2 separate regions of the Homo sapiens genome follow, and region 2 is linked to region 1. Evidence: read pairs that join two places in POLR2A ChIA-PET (ENCODE). Cell type or tissue: B cell. All regions are shown on one strand.

Region 1 (8,000 bases):
TTGAAAGTCCTCCTGTCCCACCAAGGGATAGTCAGGAAGTTGTTTCTATTCCTCATGGGGGCAAAGTAGACATTCCTGGTTCTCTGTCTGTCCTCTAGTTTCAAGTCTGACTGTGTGGGAGGAACTTAGGTTGTTCTTCTGGTGTCTGGAGGTCGGCTCCACCCCTGGGCCATGTGCTCTGCCCACCGTGATCCTCTCTTGGCCTCCAGCTGCAGGGGTTTGTCTCCTACCAGGCACCAACCTCTTCCTCTCCCGCGACCCTTTTAGTACTACTGCTCCCCACTCCCATCCCACACAGAAAGTTCTAGATCTCACCCAAGCCACACAGAAACCCAGGGAACCTCCTCTATGGCATCTCAGATTCCCTCCATATCTAAACGTTTCACACCATCATTTCTCCTCTACTGAAGCCCCCCAGCATGGGTGTAGATCACCTTGCAAGGCAGTCTCTGCCTGGAATTCTAAACAGAAAGTGGAGCACAAGCTTTCAGATTCTTCTTTGGACCATCTGAAATGTCCATAATCTCTCCTGCACTCTAGGTATAGTGTCTTAATCTAATAATCTCATTAACTGAAAATGTCTCTCATCTCTGCCCCCCACATCCCAGCCCAAGAAGGGCTGTTCACCTTGCTGGGGGACAGGGAACTGCTCTTGGGTCATTTGTGAATCCTTCTCTACACTATGGTGTGTGGTGAAAACCCCATGCTTGTCCTCTAAGATTATTGTATTTAAAAGAAATGTATGCGAATTTAGGAAACCCTTTCCTCTCTTAATGGCCCGGCTCTTGCAGTTGAAATCTTGGCTTTCAGTCCTCCTGTTCTTGAGTTTATTTAAGTATCTGAAGCTCAGCATCCTGTCTTCATTCCCACTTTCCATTTCTCCTTCATTCCAGCTACTGCTCATGAAGATAATGGAAACTGTGGCTAAGTAGGTGGAAATCACAAATAAGGAGTGAAAAAAGAAAGCACATTAATATAATTCAAGGTATTAATCTGAACACATTTACTTTGATGTTAACTATGAATGACTTATTCCCTCCTCCAAAAATAAAAAAAAAAGAAGAAGAAAGAAATCGTGTATTCCTGCACTCAGCTCCAACTTGGCTCCTACTTGGCCCTCCTACATTTGCTGAGCCTCTGGACTTTCCAAGCCTTAGGCTCTCAGATCCCTTTTGTGGCGCCTGCTTGACTGTCAACTCTATGTCTGGCATTGCCTGGTGTCATGAAAAGATTTTCTCTGGTATCCAGCTCCACAGGACCTATCACTCCTGGGCACGGAAGGGGCAGGATACAAACCCTGCGGGCAGGAACTCCTAGGAAATCCTCCAGATCGATTTCTTGATAATTCAGATGAGCCTAACTAAGTTTGGATTTTGAGCTTGGTGACAGCCACCTCCAATATGGCCATCTGTAGTCCCACCTCCTAGTATCAATGCTTTGTGTGGTCCCCTTCTACATCGGATCAGGGTTGGCCCACGTGACCGATGGAGTAAGGTCGAGTGATGGTACGGCTATAAAAGACATTGTGGCTTCTGCCCTTGTCGCTCTCAAATCACTAGCACTGGAGAAGCTGGCTGCCATGTTGTGAGGACACTCAGGCAGCCCCATGGAGAGGTCTATGCAGCAAGGAGCTGAGGCCTCCTGCCACAAGCCATGTGGGTGAACCATCTTGGAGCAAACCCAGACTTACAGTCGCAGGCTAATGTGGCAGACAGGACTCATCCATCTAGCCCCATCAGCTCAGAGCTGAGCAAGTAGAGGCCTAGAGAGGTCAAATGATCCATCACCACCACACATCTGGTCAATGTCCAAGCCACACCTTGCCTTCCAGTCCCATTTTAGATAAACTGATTGATCTTCAGCTCAGAGTAGCTTCTTGCGATGGGTGTGGTGGCTCACGCCTATAATCCCAGCATATTGGGAGGCCTAGGCAGGCGGATAACTTGAGGTCAGGAGTTTGAGACCAGCCTAGCCAACATGGTGAAACCCCATATCTACTAAAAATAGAAAAATTAACTGGGTGTGGTGGCACATGCCTGTGGTCCCAGCTACTCAGGAGGCAGAGGCACAAGAATTGCTTGAACCTGGGAAGCAGAGGTTGCAGTGAGCCAAGATCGCACCACTGCACTCCAGCCTGGGCAACGGAGTGAGGATCTGTTGAGACAGATCAAAAAAAAAAAAAAAAAAAAAAAAAGGGAGGGTGGCTTCTTGGATTTCACCATTCGTGTTTCCTGTGCGCTGGCTTCTCCATCCTGTGGCGCCTGGTCATTAGCAGAGTCTAGGACATCCTATTGCAGTAGGCAGGGAGCTGGAGTGGGGTAGGGCAGGCTGATGGGCATCCTGGGCTGAGATAATGTGTCTAAAGACACAGCAGTGTGAACATGGGTGGCATTTTTGGAGAGGGGTGAGTTGTCTACTGCAAAGGAAGGCAGGGGCCATACAGAAGAGCACCTTCACTATGGCATAAAGTGACACTTCCTGGAGCTCCTGAGACAGCCAAGGGCAGGTGTCAAAGTTCCTGCCTCGAGTTCAAAACAGGACAGTGTCTGTCCTCGAAGGTGGAGGGCCCCAAACAACAAACACCCATGGGAGGGTGTGTGTTATTAGCCTGAGTATTGTGCAAGGTAACATGCCGTCAAAGCAGGCAGGGTTTGGTCAGTCCCATTCATGCTTGATCAGGGGAGATGTTTCCAGAAAATATAAAGCTGGAGGGTGCAGAAGAGAGTCCCTGCAATAGCAGATCTGGGGCTAGCCCTGATGACCAAGAATGCTGACCTTTTCGGCAAACTTTCTCAGCAGGCTCTCAACAACCTCTGCACCTGAGCTTCCCAAAACAGGCTGAAGCAGCAAAGGCAGATGGAATGTATTGATTCCTTTGGTTTTGTTTCATCTTGTTTTCATTCACTGCAGTAATCTTCTTCCCAGGAAAGCAGAGGATTTCCTGGAATAAGGATCCTAGCCCTTCTCTATAACCTGCATATGGGTATCACTTTTCAAGGCCAATTTACAGACATATGTTTCTTGCCAGTAAGTTCAAAGATGTAACCACATCAAGTGCAGAAAGCCTGGTTCTTAAAGAGAAGGATAAAGCCGAGTTGGAAGACGGTGGGTTTTCTAGCCCCAATCTCCACCTTGTTCCAAAACCTATGGTAACCCCAAGAGGTGAGGAAGGTTGAAATTTTTCAGGCTTATACAGGCAAATAACTTACTTAATTTTTTTGATTGAATTTAGTGCAGCTCCTAACCCCTTATTTACATTCAGTCACTATCAAAATTTTCTCACTGTCCTTTAAGTAAAAATGGAATCAGTTATGGATTTTTTTTATTCCTCTTTCCTCTCTTTCTCACCAGGTGTTAAACTTGAGTGAGGTGTATTCCGGGTTGGGAGGCACCGTGTGTCTGCAACCCAGACAGTCAATGTTCATTGGCCCCAGGACATTGACACCTACCCAGCTACCCCCTGTATCTGTGGCCTCTCCACTCTCCAGTTGCCAGACCTAAGCAGGTGCCCCGTGTTCTCTTTATCCCACTACCAAGGCTCTGCAGCCTGCTCTCAGGCACACCTGTCCTCTCTACATGGCATGGAAACGTTGGCTGCGCCACCCTGGGAAACTGGGGGCTCTGGGAAACCACGTGTGGCCCATCCGCTGGGGCCCCTCCATGCTTCTGGTGCCACGGCACACGTGGGCTTCTCAAGAGACTTGCTGCCCCTTTGTCCCTCCCCTTCACCTTCAATTTACTTGAAGAAACCAAAGCCTGGGCTTTGTAAAGAGTATTGTCACTGCCATGTGTTTAAAGAAATCCATTCGGAAATTCAGATGGCTTTCCCTCCCTTTCTTTGGGTAGAGGCTGCCGGCCAACAAGGAAAATAAGATACAGAAACCTTGAGAATGGGCTTCAAGTAGAGGGAAATGCCGTTTGCAACAAGTTCTTAGTAGCAAGCAACAGACACCTATTTTGGCTAATTTCAGTGAAAGGGAGTCTCGTGAAAGGCTATGGGGCAGCTCCGAATCATTTTAGAGGACACACAGGCACAGAGCTGATCTTTGAGGAACCATGAGTCAAATCACACCACAGAACAGGGCTGATGGGGAAACCCTGCCACCACCTCTGAGCACCCACACCTCGCCCACCCCAGGAGCTGTGCCTGGCTGCCACTGCTCCTGCGGCCACCACTGTCCCTTCCCTCCTGAGTCACCAGCTCTGAGTCTGGTGTTGGCACCTTCACCTGGCTGGGAAGCCCCACTCTTTGAGCCCCAGCTGCAAGGCAGGCTGGAAAAAGGAAGTATCTGACCATCACTTACCTTTCAGAGAGGTGGTTTTGCTCTTCACAAAGACTCAAAAAATAAAAAAAAAAAGAGTGAGAGACGCAATTCTCCACATAAATATCAAGATCATGCTTCAGGTGCTGGGAAACCAAAGCTCATAACAAGGGCCTCCTTTCACACAAGAAACACACTGGGGCTGGCCTGAGAAGGTTCTCTGAGAGCCTCCAAGGTGCTCCACCCAAGGACACAAACCAAGCAGCATGGAGAGGCTGAGGGACACAGAGATTCTGCCTCCAGGAAGAGGAGCAGAGGCCTGACAAAGACCAAGGAGCTGGGAGAGAACTCATGAGAGGGCCGAGAACCACAAGGAAAGCCCCTCCACTGTGGAGGAGCCTGGGGTGAGGCACCAAGGAGGGGAGCCCCTCCCCTGAGGACTGCGTTTATCCAGCTTGAAGATGGGACTGAGCTGAAGGAAAGCCCACCGTGGCTAGAAGTACTTGAGCCGTCAACAGTAAAGCTACTCACTGTGGGCGGCACCAGCCCTCCCTCCCATTGCTAGGAGTGCAACACTGGGATGAAACCAGATTCTGTGGAAAATCGGTCAGGGCCAGGAGGAGAGGGAAGAACTCAACGCTTGGATGTGGATGTCGGAGCCCCCCTCCCATCCATCTGCTTGGGGGGAGGAGGGGTGGGAAGGGCAAGGCCGAATCGGGGTAAAGGCCCCAGGTGGGCAAATAAGGCAGCTCCCCATTGGTCCACATGTTGACCTTTTGTTTGTGGCCTTTTGCCCACAAGGACAGTATTTCCACTTAAAGGTCACCTCCCCCAGGCAGCAATCATTACTGTTTTGCAGCCTGTTGGGAAAGTCAGATGTAAGCCATCAGATAACAAAGAAAAAACACGACAAGAAGAGAAACAAATATTTCAGGGCACTGCTCTTGTCATTCCTCACCCCTGAATGCACCGATCACCCTGGCCAGCAGAGATGGCTCCCGCCTCCTTGTTCAGCTCTTACGGTCACGGGGTTTGCCTTCCTCGCTGATGCCACCAGCATCCTTTGGCTGGAAACAAAACAGCCCCATCAATTCAGATTGTTCTTAGGAGCTTTCAGAGGAGATATTGGTTGCATTTAACACACAGTCGGGGCCAAAATAAAGGCTGGGTAGGTGCCCGGGTTATTCAGCGGGAAATGACATCCTGCTCAGGTACACAAATGTCATGCTCCCCAAGCCCTGACACAGGCAAACCGTCTCACAGCCTTCCTTCCCCAGGACTCCAGATTTTCCAACCGATGGTTCTCTTCTTGCCTTCAGACACAACCTGTCCCGTTTGGGAAGGCCAAGACAGGAGACCACAGTGGCAGGGAGCAAACAGGAAACATGAGAGTGGTATCACTGACCTAATCTTTTCCTTTGCAGAAACAATCTCAATTAAAATGCATCACTTCAGAAACCCTATGAAGGACCCGCTCTGTGAATTCTTTCGAAGGTCATCTTAATAATCCAAACCAGTTGCCCAACCAGGAAAGAATTATTCTCTAACATAATTGAAAACACCCACAGGCAGGTGCTTATTGCTTGTGAAAATGAAGACTCATGCATCATTGGAGCCTTAGTTCCAGAGAAGGTGGGATGTGCACGGATCTGTTCTTTTGACAAAGCAGCATGAGGAAAAAGACTCTGTGGCCATTGCCCCTAAAAATAAAGGTATCCTGCCAAGCTTCTCACTGGCATCCTCAGCTTCCCCTTTCTGAGGCTGAGATGAGGTTTCCTTGGCCTCCTCACCCCCACCACCATAGAGCAGAGAGGCCCAAAGTCTGTTCTCAAAATCACTCACATTCAAATGTGAGTAACTGACATCAGCCAAATTGGGAACCAGAGTCAAATCTGAAACTCAAAGGAAAAAGCTTCCAGATAAACTTCAGAGATCTTCACTGTGGGGAGATGGGGGGGACCAACTAGATGGAGTAGGGGATCTTTATGGCCACTGTTTCTCTGAAGGGACAGAAGGACCAGGCTCACTAGGTCTGGGTGGAAACCCTAGCTCTGAAAGTTCCTTCTTACATGGCTTTGAGATGATTACTCGGGGTGGTTCTGAGCTTACTTATTGCATCATAAAAAGGAGAGACCCATGCGGACTTCTCAGGGCGAGGATGAAGTGGGATGCTATTTGTGAAGGTGTTTGGCCCATCAAGGTGTCCATAGGACTAAAGACCCTACGCAGAAACACTCGTGGCCAGGACCGGGCTCCTCCAGGCTGTGGTCAGAGCGGGCCAGGTTCTAGTGGAAAACTCTGCCTCAGTCAAGGGCTGCTCAGGGGTTGGTGCTCTCAGTAGAAAGCCAGTCTCTGGTACGTGACTGGCACAACCTACAGGGGCTTCCAGAACCCGTCACAGCAGTGTGCCTGGCCTGCAGGGTACCTGAGCATTGCTCTCTTAACCTAGCATTTATTCATCAACCTCCTGGAGCTCCTCCTGGAGGCCTGGCTTCAGAATGAGTCATATTGCCCGACACCACACTCTTTTGTTTAGAATTGATACAGGACATGGGGTTCCTGTGAAATTAGCTTGAAATTAATTTAGCCACAATAGCTTATTGTTAGATTTAATTGTAAATGAAACAATTCACCAGGGACGTTTCACTTTGTAAACAAGCACCTCAGAGTCAGCAGGGAATTTGGGTATTTTTTTTCCTACTCTCTAGTCGCTGCATAGGTTTTTACAAAATTTGTGGCCAAGCATAAAAAGCATTTTGGACACGGCTTTGGAGGGACAGCCCACTGCCATTCGTCACCCTCTTAGGTGCCCTGGCACTGGGTAGGAGCAGTCTGCTTTCACGCAGCCTGCTGGGCACAGGAAGGTGCTCTTTGCTGCAGTCAATACATTGTCCAAAAATCACCCTGACTCCATTCCAGAATCCCCAGTGCTCCTGCAGAAGCATCAGTGCTGCTCATATTAAAGAGTCCAAAAAACAGGGTCTGGGCAGTCCAGGCTATGGTTTCCTTCAGAAGCCCTGAAGCCAGTGTTTCTTAGAACATGATGCCACACCACCGTTGGAACATACAGTTATTATCAACATATAGTTCTCATGTTAATGGTTACATGTTCATTTTAAGATGTATTAAAACAAAAATCATTCCTCAAAACTGTGATTTCATGGCAATACACATAAGTTTACATTAAAAGGCAGGTCAGCCAGGGACAGTGGCTCATGCCTGTAATCCCAGCACTTCGGGAGACTGAAGTAGGCAATTGCTTGAGCCCAGGAATTTGAGATCAGCCTGGTCAACACGGCAAAACCCTGTCTTTACAAAAAATACAAAAATTAGCTGTGCATGGTAGTGCATGCCTCCCAGCTACTTGGGAAGCTGAGGCAGGAGAATCATCTGAGTCTGGGAAGTGGAAACTGCAGTGAACTGTGATTGTGTCACTGCACGCCAGCCTGGGTGACAGAGGACACCCTGTCTCAAAAAGGAAAAAAAAAAAAAAAAAAAAGGTAGGTCAATATGAAGAAGAGTAATTTAAAATTAAAAAAAATTAAAAAGTAAATTATATGCAACTTAAAACCAGGAGATATCATCTTACACCAGTCAGAATGGCTGTAAAAAGACAAAAAAACACAGATGTTGGTGAGGACGCAGAAAAAAGGGAATGTGTATGTACCATTGGTGGAAATGTAAATTAATACAAACACTATCCAAAGGAAAATAAATCATTATATCAAAAAGTGGCCA
Region 2 (8,000 bases), 1.6 Mb after region 1:
CATCAGCCCCTCGTAGACTATAAACAACACCAGAGCCGACGCTTTTTCTCCTTTGCCTCACCATTGCATTCCCAGCACCATTTCAGTGCCTAGCACTTGATAATTGTTGAATAATAAGCCCAGAGAGACAAACAGGCAAGAGTCACTGGGAGTGCTGCCCGAAGCAAGGTGTTGGGAAGCGGGTGTGGGTTGGGGAAGAGATGCTGTGATCGGCTGGTGATGTCTGCCCTGGGTGTGGAGTGGGAGGAGGTGACACAGGCACCACTGCTGGAACCATGCCCTTCAAACCACAAAGCCCAGAACACTCTCCCAGGCGGGACACAGAGGACTCCAGAGTGACAGTCCCCATGCCCACAAATTGCATTTGCACCTTTGGAAGATCCTCTGATAAATTTAAAGCACGCATCGTCATTACTTTCCAAAATGGTTAGAAATGGGAGAAGACATCCAGGCTGATAAGGCCTTCTCCTCCAGGACAGGAGATTTTTGCTTGGAAAGGGCTACTATCTACTTTGAACACTAATTAGAATATGGACTTTTTGCCAACATTAGAGAATTTCTTAGCTCCCTTCAAAGCCCACGCCCTAACAGGAGCTGAGTAGGCATCCGCATCAGTTCCAAATGAAAGGCAACTTCACTTTCCGATGCATTTTGGAGCCACCGACCAATACAAAGTCAGATGAGCAAGTGGCAACATGGCAGCTGCCCCGTCCCACAGATGGTCCAGGGCTGCAGCCAGGTTTTAGGCAGCAAATGTTGATTGCACTTGTCATAATGCTGGGAAAGAATGTGCAGCTATCCCAAGCTTTCTTAAGCACTTTTTTTTCCCTGTCATAATCCGGAAACCAGTCAGCCTTGGGTCACCCGTCTACACTCCAGCTTTACTTACAGAATTGGTGCCTACAGAGTATCCTCGTGTGCAATCACCCCCTCGTCACCCAGAACCAAGTGACAAACAGAGTATCCTCATGTGCAAGCACAGGACTCACCCCTCGTCACCCAGAACCTAGTGACATTCCCCGCAATGGCATGGCAAGCGCCTCCTTAACAGCCAGTCTTGGGATGAGACTAGCAGGGGTCCAGATTCAAAAAGAAATCCTCCACTAAGTGGTGTCCCAAACCACACAAACCCTTCATGAGTCGGATGTCACCACAGTTGGCACTCACTGGTGTGGCCTTCCAGAACGTGAGCTGACTGTCCCGCCTTCCACAGGCCACACCCTGGCAGGGGTTTACCTGAAGCCAGATGGCTTGTACCAAAATATCCCCACTCTTTTAAAGAGATGGGGTCTCACTCTGCTGCCCAGGCTGGAGTACAAGGGCGCAAATCATAGCTCAATGCAGCCTTATACTCCTGGGTTCAAGCTATCTTCCCTCCTCAGCCTCCCAAGTAGCTGGAACTACAGGCACACACCTCCATGCCCAGCTAATTTTTTTTCCTTTTGTGGACACAGGGTCGAGCTATGTTGCCTAGGCTGGTCTTGAACTCCTAGCCTCAAGTGATCCTGCAGCCTTGGCCTCCTAAGTGGCTGGGACTATAGTCATGAGCCACATTGCCTGGCTCCAAATGTCCTACTCTTGACAAACTAATCCTGACGCTTATACTGTTTATCATCCGATGTCACCCTGATGAGAGATGACAAGGAATGGTGATGATCTGGGTTTTCGCCAGGAAGCCCCGGGCTGGCATTTCACAGGCAAATGTCCCATGGCTCTTGGAAGACTTGGGGAACCTGACTCATGTGATCAAACTCACAGCAGACTTCAGTGTTGAAACAGAACTGCCAAATTGTTAATTTACTTTGAGAGGTGCCTTTTCAAGGAGCTAAATGAATGGATTCCCCCAGAAGGATTTCTGGCTGGAATTTCCAGAAAGCTGAGTCATTGGAATGGCACCTGATGGGCCTCAGAGGGGATCTCAGGGGTTGAGGAGTTTTGGGGGCTGCAGACTGCAGACAAGGGGGGAACGCCATGAAAGTTAGGGCCTAATCTAGCCTCATCCCCTTGGACCTGATGGATAAATCCAGACAGCCACTAACTGCCTGGACTTCCTCTTTCCATGCCAGTGGGTTTTTAAGTTTACAGTTAATAGTGACCCCCTCCCTTTTATGACACATATTGCTAGTCTATAAAATAGACCAAAGCAGTAGTTTATGGGTGTAAATGGATCTCATGTATTCAACTGTATAACCGTGACGGGCAGGGTTAAAATTATTAACAAGAGGAGTTGTACAGCTGCCATGCTCCCCTGCTCTCAGTCAAAGGACAAAAGCCAAAGAGGTCAGTTTTCTTTTTCTGTCTTCAAAGGGAAAGAAAATAATGAGGGTGGGGGCAGGGTATATTCCATAGAGAATGCCACCTACCAGGTTCCCCTCGGATTTCAGCGTTAAAAAATAGGAACACACTTGGAGATTTTAGCAAAAATATCTGGAGGCCAAATAGCTGTTTTGGAAAGGTGTAAATAACATCGGAATTACTATCTGGGCTGTGTTTCTTTAAGAATGATATGTATTCGAGTCCAAATCATGGCAGGGGTGACATTAAACACTGAAGTTTATGGTGGGTGGATTTACATCAGCCTTGTTTCCAGTTTATTTTTGCATTTTTTTCTTGTTTTAGAACATTAAGGAAGTTTTGATTCACAAAGACAATTAGCTCTCAATGGTAACAATTGTTAACAGTTTTGTCACAGGGATGAAAACAGCTTTATTCTAAGGTTTGCACTAAATCGAGTTAACTAGCAGCAAAGTCAATGATTTAAGTTCAAATTTATAAGTAGTTGGTCACACTGAATGTGTGTGAGTAGGAGTGAGAGTGAGATTAAGGGAGAGAAAGAATGAGGCCGGGCGTGGTGGCTCACGCCTGTAATCCCAGCACTTTGGGAGGCCGAGGCAGGTGGATCACGAGGTCAGGAGATCGAGACCATCCTGGCTAACATGGTGGAACCCTGTCTCTACTGAAAATACAAAAAATTAGCCGGGCGTGGTGCTACTCGGGAGGCTGAGGCAGGAGAATGGCGTGAACCCGGGAGGCGGAGCTTGTAGTGAGCCGAGATCATGCCACTGCACTCCAGCCTTGGTGACAGAGCGAGACTCTGTCTTAAAAAAAAAGAGAGAGAGAGAAAGAATGAGAGGGGTGAGAGAGAGGGGCGGGGGGGAGAGAGAGAGAGTGTGTGTGTGTGTGTGTGAGAGAGAGAGAGAGTGTGTGTGTGTGTGTGTGAGAGAGAGAGAGAGAGAGAGTGTGTGTGTGTGTGTGAGAGAGAGAGAGAAAGGAGCAAGTGCATGTGTGCCTGCCTTCGTGTGGCTCAGGACATCTTGCAAATAGTTAGAAGTATATGATAAATGAAAAATGAAAATGAACAAAACATTTGGGGACTCTCCCACAAAACCTCCGGATTCTGCAACCCACCTCTGCAGGCTGCTGCCCCTCTCTGCACCAAACCTTCTCCTCCTACTAACTCATCATCCTCTTCCCGTCCTGCCTCGCTGGATGGAAGTGCTGGCTGACTTCAACCTGACAGGCAATCCCAGAGTTCAGTTCCATTGAATCACCCACACTTTGTTCAAATATTTTAATGATTTAACTTTCAGGGGCTGTATTCGTTTCTGGGGGCTGCCACAATAAATCACCACAAACTTGGAGACTCAAAACAATGATGGAGCCAGAAATTCCAGCTTGAGGGGTCCCAGGGCCATGCCCCCCTCCAGAGGCGCTGCGGGAGAGTTGGCCCTTGCCGCTTCGGCATCTGGTGGCTTCAGGTGTTCCCTGTGGCTGCATTGCCCCAATCTCTGCCTCTGCAGTTGCATGGCCTTCTCCTCTGTGTGTCTGTGTCTCCTCTTCTCTTATGGAGACACTCGTCCTTGGGTTTAAGGCCCACCCAGTAACCCAGAATGGTCTCGTCTCAAGACCTTTCACTTGATTACATCTGTAAGGCCCTTTTTCCAACCGAGATCACATCCTCAGGTTTCCAGGAATTCGGATGTGGACATGTCTTCATGGGAGCCACCATTCGACACTTGGCAGAGGCCAACCTTTCTCCCCATCATGACCATACATATGAGAAGCAATTGACACCTTTCCTGGCCGACAGTGAGGGTGTGATCAAAGGCAGCTGATACCATTCCCCCCACATACCCCCACCCCCGGTCCCCTAGGGCCGGGGACTTTATCTTCTGTTGCAGACTGAATTGTCTTCCTCCAAAATTCACATGTTGAAATCTTAACCTCCAGAACCCCAGAATGTAACCATATCTGGTTGATATAGTCTTTAAAGAGGTAATTAAGATAAAACAAGGTCACATAGGTGGGCCCTAATCCAATATGACTGCTGTCCTTATAAGAAGAAGAGATTAGGACACAGACACTCACAGAGGGAAGACCACGTGAGGACCCAGAGGAAGACAGTCATCTCCCAGCCAATAAGAGGGGCCTGAGAAACAACCACCCCTGCCAGCACCTTGATCTCTAGGTGAACTCCTTGATTTCTTCTGGCCTTCAGGATTGTGGGAAAACGAATTTCTCTGCTGTTTGAGCCAGCCAATGGTTGTATTTTGTTCTGGGTGTCTGCTATGGACTAAATGTTTGTGTCTTTCCCAAATTCATACATTGACACCCTAATCCCCAGTGGCTTGGGCTTAGGAGGTGGGGCCCTTGGGAGGTGATAAGGTCACGAGGGTGGAGCCCCTTATGGTGGGATTAGTGCCCTTATCAGAAGAGACACCAGGGAGCTTGCTTCATCTCTCTCTTTGCTATGTGAGGACAGAGAGAAAGCAGCCATCTGTGAACCTGAAGTGGGCCCTCACCAGATGTCAGACCTGCTGGTGCTTTGATCTCAGACTTCCCAGCCTCTGCTGTGAGAAATAAGGGGTTTTTGTTTAAGTCCCCCAGTCTACTGCAGTTTGTTAGAGCCAGCCGCGCTGATAGGCTTGTGACGCAGGCCTCCACAATCAGTTAATCCTTTTCCCCTTCCACGGAGGGGTCTGTATGCCTGTAGCTGCTGGAAGGGGAGGCCTTCCCAAGAGTGCGACCCGCGCAGGGGCCTGCCGATAGCCTTCAGACCCCAACTCCGACAGTGCTGGTGCTGCCCCAGGGCTTTTCAGTGATGTGAGGCAACAAATTGCCCTTTCTTCTTAAGCTGGTGTGGGCTGGGCTTCTTATCATTGATGGTAAACGATTCCTGCCACTTACCACCAATGAGACTCTCAAGAGACCAGGAGCTCTTCGGTCTGAGGATTCATCAGAAGCTCCACAATAAGCCTCCAGTGCTAGGAGTGGAGCCCCTAACAGGTCCAGCTCAGCAGCAGAAGCCAGCCTGCCCCTGGGGGTCTCCCCACAGCCCCTGTGTGTCAGTTGCCTCATCCCCCCATGAGGTGACACGCTTTCTGGCTCCTACCTCCTGATCCCCAGGGGCTACTGATGGACCTTGGTCCCTGAGTGTCCACGTACCTGTCTACCCCCACTCTGCATCCACACTGGCTGCCCACGGCCGCTCTGGACACCCACGTTACTCCTGCCTGTTAAAGAAATAATTATAAAGATCACAACAAAGAAAAGCGTAACATGGAAATGGTTGCCTGGGGATGCCGGTGTTGTGACTGCTTTTCTCTTTCTTCTGAAATTTACTACACACACATTATGACAACAATGACGGCCGGGTACAGTGGCTCCTGCCTGTAATCCCAGCACTTTGGGAGGCTGAGGTGGGTGGATCACCTGAGGTCAGGAGTTCAAGACCAGCCTGGCCAACATGGTGAAACCCTATCTCTACTAAAAATACAAAATTAGCCAGGCACGGTGGTGCCCACCTGTAGTCTCAGCTACCCGGGAGGCCGAGGCAGGAGAATCGCTGGAACCTGGGAGGTGGATGTTGCAGTGAGCTGAGATGGCACCACTGCACTCCAGCCTAGGTAAGAGAGTGAAACTGTGTCTCAAAACACACACACACACACACACACACACACACACACACACACACACTATAACAACGACAGAAATGCGTTTTTTGTTTGCTTGTTTTTGAGACAGGCTCACTGCCACCTCCTTTTCCCGGGTCCAAGCAATTCTCCTGCCTCAGCCTCCCAAGTAGCTGAGATTACAGGTGCATGCCACCACGCCCAGCTAAGTTTTGTATTTTTAGTAAAGATGGGGTTTCACCGTGTTGGCCAGGCTGGTCTTGAACTCCTGACCTCAGGTAACCCGCTCACCTCAGCCTCCCAAAGTGCTGGGGTTACAGGTGTGAGCCACTGTGCCCAGCAAACAGAAATGTTAAAGTCACTTATTGTCTTCATGATGCAAGGTGACAATGTTTATGCAATTTTTAAAAATTGCTGAGGTGGGAGGATCACCTGAGCCTGGGGAGATTGAGGCAGAGGTGAACCAGGACCACACTACTGCACATCAGCCTGGGTGACAGAGCAAGACCTTGTTTCAAAAAAAAAAAAAAAAATGCTGCTGTACTTTCAGCCCACGGAAGTCAGGAGTCAAGGCATGAGTGCATGTAGTCCACAAAAATAGTACTGATGGTAATGTGTTTAGATGTGTGTCCCCTCCAAATTCCATGTTGGAATGTGGTCCCTGGTGTTGGATTCCCAGCGTTGGAGCCTGGTGGGAGGTGTTGGGGTCACGGGGATGGATCCCTCATGAATGGCTGAGCACCACCCATTGGTGACAAGTGAGTTCTCACTCACTCATTGGATTCATTCATTTGATAAGGGGTTGTTTAAAACAGCCTGGCATCTCTCTTGCTCCTCTCTCCCCATGTGACACACCTGCTCCCCCTTTGCCTTCCACCGTGACTGTAAGCTTCCAGAGGCCTCACCAGAAGCTGAGTAGATGCTGGTGCCCTGCTTATACAGTCTACGGAGCCATGAGCCAAAATAAACTTCTTTTCTTAGTGAATTATCCATTCGGAGGTATCCTTTTATAGCAATGCAAAACGGACTAACACAGATGGTAACAACGAGGGAACTGACTGCTTTGTTAACTAGCACAAAGAGCCCACCCACATGTGGACAATCTCAGGGAAGGCCCATCGGGCCACTCCAAGGCTTGGAGACCATTTTTAGCTTTATTTATTTACTTATTTACACCCAGGACTTTTGAAAATTTCTTTCCCAAAAATAAGCCGTTGCGTTTCTAAATATCTTGAAAAGCGAGGCCCTCTAATGCGAGGCCCCTATCTCTACCACCACGGAATTATCCCCTCTCTATATGGCCTCGTGCACAATTCATGAAGCAGCCTTTCACCACAGCCTGGAGGGCCCCTAACTTTGAGGAGCCACCTCCTTTTTGACCAGGTGAGGGGTCCCAGGAATGAAGGCCCAAGACCCATCGCTGTGTGGTTCAGGCTGGCCAGGTGCTGTGGTCCCAGGGATGCGTGTTCAGTGGCTGGTTTATCTTCCATCCTGGCTGAGGTCACTGAAGGATAGCCAGGGACGCAGGAACAGCTTGGAAATATCTGGACTGTGAGGGAGGTGCCGGGGCTCAGTAGCAGCTGCTCGAGGCCCCCACAGCTCCCGTGGGACCAGCTGACCCCACAGGATGCTGGGAGAGATGACCCATTCACAAAAGCTTGCCAATCGTGGCCTTTTCCAACCTTCCGGACATCAAACGCCCGCTGATGGTGGCCTTTTCCAACCTTCCGGACATTTTTGGGTCCCAGCCTCAGAGGGACTGAGCTGCTTCTGCTATCCTTTACCTGAAGCCTAGGATTTCAGCTCCCTTAATGTGCATTCAGGCTCTGCTCGGCGTGGCCTGCCTCTCCTGGTGCTTCTCCCCCAGACCCCATCGGCCTCTCACTCCTCCCTTTTTGGCAGCCTCTTTGCCCCTGCCTAGAGGGCACCCTGCTCCTCCTTCCCTTGGGGACCTGCTCACTCCTCGCCAGGCCCAGGCCCCACATGCCTCCATCATGAACCCCCAACACCTGCCTCGGCTGCCTTCCTCGGGATCCCTCCTTCCTTCTCCCAGCTCACAGCCTTGACCTTTACTGAGGATCACAGACA

What was found. ChIA-PET counts read pairs that join two places held together with the same protein. Peaks named below come from ENCODE experiments on the same cell type or tissue, not always from the same donor. Only the 100,000 strongest peaks of a DNase experiment are listed, where the experiment ranks them.
Region 2: POLR2A ChIA-PET joins it to region 1 with 12 read pairs; 2 of 35 experiments call an interaction of 5 or more read pairs at or near these places.

What each region holds. Positions count from the first base shown.
Region 1 is chr15:99,498,197-99,506,196 of GRCh38, forward strand. LOC105371019 (a long non-coding RNA gene) reads right to left here. Exons shown (of 3, transcript XR_001751710.2): 2 at 5,221-5,329; 3 at 1-924. Among named protein-coding and RNA genes, the nearest start is that of MEF2A, 64 kb to the right of the region's middle. RefSeq lists enhancers at 3,791-3,950, 3,981-4,070, 4,121-4,190, 4,471-4,720, 6,371-6,500. In B cell, no CTCF peak of the experiment used is centred here; DNase peaks (open chromatin) are centred at 4,185, 5,395, 6,055 and 6,635; H3K27ac peaks cover 3,457 bases.
Region 2 is chr15:101,103,563-101,111,562 of GRCh38, forward strand. The region is part of intron 1 of LRRK1-AS1 (LRRK1 antisense RNA 1); the gene reads right to left. Among named protein-coding and RNA genes, the nearest start is that of LRRK1-AS1, 44 kb to the right of the region's middle. In B cell, no CTCF peak of the experiment used is centred here; no DNase peak of the experiment used is centred here.